2 separate regions of the Homo sapiens genome follow, and region 1 is linked to region 2. A link is a loop called in an ENCODE intact Hi-C map of the cell type or tissue named here. Cell type or tissue: K562. All regions are shown on one strand. Links, peaks and the distances in the headings refer to the core of each region. The heading gives the core; the rest is flanking DNA.

Region 1 (2,889 bases), core at 390-2,889, 730 kb after region 2:
GGGGCACCTTCTGTGTTCAACCTTATAAGCTGATGGTATTTTTATCCCAAATTTGAGAGATGTGACCCTACACTAAGTAAACAGGCTGGCTGTGCACCGAGAGGCTCTATACACCATGGAATACTATGCAGCCATAAAAAATGATGAGTTCATGTCCTTTGTAGGGACATGGATGAAATTGGAAATCATCATTCTCAGTAAACTATCGCAAGAACAAAAAACCAAACACCACATATTCTCACTCATAGGTGGGAATTGAACAATGAGAACACATGGACACAGGAAGGGGAACATCACACTCTGGGGACTGTTGTGGGGTGGGGGGAGGGAGGAGGGATAGCATTGGGAGATATACCTAATGCTAGATGACGAGTTAGTGGGTGCAGCACACCAGCATGGCACATGTATACATATGTAACTAACCTGCACATTGTGCACATGTACCCTAAAACTTAAAGTATAATAAATAAATTAATTAATTAATTAATTAAAAAAAAAAAAGAACAGCTACTGGGTGGAAGATCTACTGATGAGATAGGAAGTTTTCCAGGCTTGACCAGAGGCTGGGAAGAAGCTTCAGTGCTCGTAGCCATCAGTGGGACAGGACTTGTGAGAAGGCACCCAGCAGATGGCTCAGTGCCCTGGAGATGCTCGATAAATATTCCTTACCTGCTTTCTTCCTTGCCTCTCCTCCTCCAACTTTACCAAGGGCCATCAAGAAGTGTCATTTGAAAAGGCTCTCGTTCAGACAACTTCAACACAACTCAACATACGTTGATAAAAAACCTTAAAAAAAATTTTCCACTGGAAGTGTTTAGTGACAACTTCAGTCAAGCCAGGCTGGTGGACGGCTCTTTGGAGAACTAAACAGAAGGTTCTGAGAGAAGGCACAGGCATCAGTGGGGTAATGTCTGTTTACACAGACGGGAGTTTTCAGTGATCATCGCAAAATAAACTTAGGTTCTGCAGAAAGGCATCAGAATGGTTGTGAAAGAAGTGACTGCAAAGCAATAGCTGGAGCCACACTCGCCATGCAGGCCTGAGCATCGCAGGGCAAGCATTTGCCAGCATGCCACAGGCGCCATGCGTCCTCTCGTCTGACTGCATCTCCATGAGTAGATCCTGAAGAAACCAGGAGCCTGCAGCCCCTAGGAGGGTGCAGTGACCCCAAGCCTGGGAGGTGTGAGGCCTGGATTTGCTCCCATCCGATCTCTTTCCTCATGTAGGGTGATTTTATTGTCATAAAATCAAAGGTCACTTCCTATGCCAAGATTCAGTAATTCTAGACCATATCTGGTCACGATAGGATCAGAAACCAACAGCAGTACTTTAAAACCAAAGAAATGTTTGTGTTAAGCTGTCTTGGCAGAAAATCTTTACCGGATGAATGTGTTAAATAGTCCTGGGCCTGGGTTTCCACCCTGATGATGAAGTCCAGACGCTCAGAGCTGTTTGCTGGCCCCAGCAACGCGCCCTCTGCTGGGCAGTGCCTGCGTTTGTGGCTAGAGTGAGTACCGGTGGCTGGTCTTCCTTTGGGTCACAGGCCTGTGGTGTTTTTCAGGTCCCTCCGGATCACCTGGCCTGAACGGCTTGCATGGATTGAAAGGTCAGAAAGGAACTAAAGGTGCTTCAGGTAAGCACCTAATCGATTCGTAACAGACTGAGCTTCAGTCCATGGTTCATGAGAGAAAGTGGTACCCTCCCTGGTATTTCTGCACTTCATGAGATTTGGAGGCAAAACTGAAAAAAACTGGCTTAGGTTAGAGACACACTATTGGAGCTATTTTTAGTGCTGAAAATGACATATGAAAAGGACATTTGAGAAAACCCTATTTAAGAAGGAATGGTTGGTTAACAGTGTCTTTTGTTGGTATTGCTTGGAATTTTCTGTCCACTAAAAGTACTCTGAACAATTGAGCCAGATTTCAAAATGTTATCCTAACAAGTAAATAGCTGGGGATTTTAGAATTTTTGTATTAAGTATAGTAATGCTATGTTTGACCACATGGGTCAAATTAGTACTAATAGCATCCTTTTATGGCCACTGCTAAAACAAATTACCTACACAATTTGCTGTTATTTTCATACCGCAAACAGGTTAATCTTTGACAAGTGTATCTTGTTCTGTTAGTATAATGCACATTTGTTGCGTTACTTTCTCAGAAAAACCGCTTATGATCAGACAAAGTAGCTGAAACCTAACATGCAAATTTGAGTGACCCTGGGGAAGAGGAATTGTGCTGCTAGGTTTGAATTTATTGTTGGAGAGAGGTGAAATCTTTCTAGTTTGGAAGATCCAGTAATATAGTCACTTAAGATTCATTTAGTAGATCCTCCAAATAGATTAAATGTGTGTGCCTTCCAAGAAAACACTGATGTCCTTCCTTCCCAGTGTGAAATTCCACAATAGTTCTAATCATGCCAGTTTCCACCTCAAATTTCAAAGCAACTTATGCATAATTACTTATTGTATCTCATTTGTTTTTACTCTCTCCATTGTAGAGGTGGGAGGTTGGTATTGCCTCTAAGTTGTTGTTTTTTAAAATCTGGAAAATAACTATAAAAGAAATAAAACTTATGGCTGACCAGTGTGATAGGTCCTAAGAGAGAAATGGTGCAGACATTTGGATCACCACTGCAACCAGTTGTTGGTGTCTGCAGAACCAGCCACTCCTCTGCCGCTATTGGGAAGTGGTTCCTTTTCAGGCACTATAACAGGGACAAGAAAAGAGAAGATATAGTATTAATTCTGTTTTCCCCATTAAGGTTTGCATGATGTGGGGCCACCTGGTCCAGTGGGAATACCTGGGCTAAAAGGGGAGAGAGGAGACCCTGGGAGCCCAGGAATCTCTCCTCCAGGTCCTCGTGGAAAGAAAGGTCCCCCAGGAC
Region 2 (2,917 bases), core at 304-2,803:
CATCTGCCCGGAGCGCCAGGGCTTGCTTCTGTAAAAGCACACTCCGTGAGCCAGGGCCTCCTCGTTTCCTGCCTCCTGGAGCTGGCGCCGCCAGAGGGGACCCAGGCAGCCGCGCCCCGAGCCCAGGATTCCCGTCCCATGGGGCCTGCCCTGTGCACCAAGGGGGTTTAGCAGCGTCCTCTAGCACCGCCACCCCGGCCGCTTGCTGTGACCAGCAAAACTGTCCGAGACACAGCTGGTTGTCTCCTGGGGGGCGGAATGGCCCCTGGTTGAGGATCCCGCTATAAGGCTCGGAACAGCCAAAGAGTGATTGGAACGATCTTTTTCCTGGTGTCTGTAGCCTGCTTCTCCCACTCTGTCCATTTCGCATCACGTTCATTCGCCAAGTGCTGACAGCTTTGCCTTCTAAATATTTCTTGAACCTGTGCTCTCCCCACTCCGTCACCGCTGGGGTCCTGGTGACTTGGGAACTTGCAGGCTCTTTCCTGGCGGCTCTGCATTGGTCTCCCTGGGCCTTGTCCCCCACATCCATTTTCCTCACAGTCACTAGGGACTTTATACAAACTGTAACTCTCCCCAGGTCACTGCCATGATTGACTGATTATGACTGATCGATATATATCTATATCTATATCTATATCTATATCTATCTATCTATATATATATATATATATATATATATATATATTATATATATATTAGACAGAGTCTCGCTCTGTTGCCCAGGCTGAAGTGCAGTGGCATGATCTCAGCTCACTGCAACCTCCGTCTCCCAGGTTCAAGTGATTCTTCTGCCTCAGCCTCCCGAGTAGCTAGGACTACAGGCGTGCGCCACCATGCCCAGCTAATTTTTGTATTTTTAGTAGAGACGGGGTTTCACTATGTTGGCCAGGCTGGTCTCGAATTCCTGACCTCAGGTGATCCGACCGCCTCAGCCTTCCAAAGTGCTGGGATTACAGGCACGAGCCACCACGCCCGGCCGACTGATCAATTTTCCATACAAGGTCTGGCCCTGTCTCCCAGGCTGGAGTGCAAGGCTCACTGCAACCTCAATCTCCTGGGCTCAAGCAATCCTCCCACCTCAGCCTCCTAAGTAGCTGGGACCACAGGCATGCTACCACACCCAGCTAATATGTGTGTGTGTGTGTGTGGTGTTTCATTTTTGTGGAGACGGGGGCGTCTCATTATGTTGCCTAGGCTGGTCTAGAACTCCTGGCCTCAAGCGATTCCCTTGCCTCATCCTCCCAAAGTGTTGGGATTGCAGGTGTCAGCCACCACGCCTGGCCGACTGCCGTGATTAAAAGCTCTTCAGTGGCTTTCCATCAGCCTCAGAATAAAGTCCAATCCCCTTACTAGGAGCTCTCCCGTCATCTGGTCCCAGCTGACCTCTCCACTCAATCTCCTAACACATCATTCTTTGCTCTTTAAAAAAAAAAAAGAAAAGAAATTCTTTTTATTTTTTACTCCTCTTGCTATCATTCCCAGTTGTCTCTTGCTCCTCATGCATGGAGCAGTAACTGCTGTTTTTGTGCCTTGGCGAGTGCTGCTGTCTCTCCCTGGAATGTCTTTCCTGATTTCTGCTTCAAGTTCACATCCTCCAGGGAGCCGGCTCCTGGCTGGCCTGGGCTCACCTCCATTGTTGCGTGTATCGCTTTTGACCACCAGGTGGTAGCACAAGGCAGTGTTTAAGCGCTCGGGCCCAGGAGCCCAGCTGCCTGACCCCAAATGCCAGCTCTGCCAAGGACTGAATGACCCTGGACAAAACACGGAATGCCTCTGTGCGCCTTGTTTTCTTTATCTACAAAATGGAAATAATTAACTGTCTACTTCATAAAGTTGCTATGTGGATTATATGAGCTAATATGTGAAAAGTTCTCAGAAAGTCTCCTGGTGAAAGATCAATACAAGCTACTTGTTATATTTTTTGTGTGTCAGTCTCTTCCAGAAGACTGATGAATACTTCATATTTTAAACATGAATAACAGAAATCTCACTTTAAAGCGGTCTCTTAACACTATCCTTGGGGTTTCACGTTTTCCAAGTTATTTGAGAAGTTTCCTGGCCATTTGTACTACCCCATCTGTGAATTACTTGTTCAAATCCTTTGCTTTTTAATTCCCCCAACAGAGAGGACTGTTGTAGAGCTCAGTTTTGATCACTGGTCTCTCCCTCTCCTCATAGTCTCAGGCCTCTCCTCTTCCTGTGACGGCGTGGACTGTGTTTCAGGACCATTGTTCTTTTCTACATTTGACTATTTAAGGTAAGCATATTGTCCTGCTACTTGAAGTAGATAAATCAGCAGCTATGTACTTTTTCCAGCCAATAAAAGAAATCACATATTAAGTAGGGAACAGATAAAGAATGATGTTATTACATGTGTATTGTTTAATTTTCTCCACTCAAATTCCAATTATAAAAGAAGAGGGAATTACTAAGATAACTCAAAACCATATGCTGCAGGTTTTGAGGTTACTTAATGACACAGAGACCTCCAGAGCCACATGATACTGGGGTAGTGCTTTCACTGACAACCACCACAAAAAAACAAATCTTTTCTTTAAGGGTAGTTTCTGGTAGAATCTACATGTCTATATGTTCAAGGATGCTCATTGCAGCATTGTTTACAATATCAAAAAATTAGACACAACATAAATGCCCATTATTGGTGACATAAATAAATTGTGGGAGCCAGGCACAATGGCATGCACCTGTAGCCCCAGCTACTTGAGATGCCCAGGCAGGAGGATCACTTGAGCCCAAGAGTTCGAGTCCAGTTTAGGCCATATATAGCAAGACCTCACCTTAAAAAATAATTGTGAGCTGGGTGCGGTGGCTCACTCCAGTAATCCCAGCACTTTGGGAGGCTGAGGCAGGCAGATCACTGGAGGTTAGGAGTTCGAGACCAGCCTGGTCAACA

What was found. Hi-C counts contacts between places; a loop is a spot of excess contacts. Peaks named below come from ENCODE experiments on the same cell type or tissue, not always from the same donor. Only the 100,000 strongest peaks of a DNase experiment are listed, where the experiment ranks them.
Region 1: it touches region 2 in a loop (27-fold over the local background); 3 of 110 quality-filtered maps call a loop at or near these places.

The regions. Positions count from the first base shown.
Region 1 is chr2:227,032,154-227,035,042 of GRCh38, reverse strand. It overlaps COL4A4 (collagen type IV alpha 4 chain), which reads left to right. Exons shown (of 48, transcript NM_000092.5): 38 at 1,562-1,633; 39 at 2,767-2,889. Among named protein-coding and RNA genes, the nearest start is that of COL4A4, 130 kb to the left of the region's middle. In K562, for the core only: a CTCF peak has its summit at 1,461 (motif pointing left); a DNase peak (open chromatin) is centred at 1,472.
Region 2 is chr2:227,765,238-227,768,154 of GRCh38, reverse strand. No RefSeq gene overlaps it. Among named protein-coding and RNA genes, the nearest start is that of SCYGR8, 21 kb to the right of the region's middle. RefSeq lists an enhancer at 1,746-1,795. In K562, for the core only: a CTCF peak has its summit at 1,647 (motif pointing right); a DNase peak (open chromatin) is centred at 1,644; H3K27me3 peaks cover 203 bases.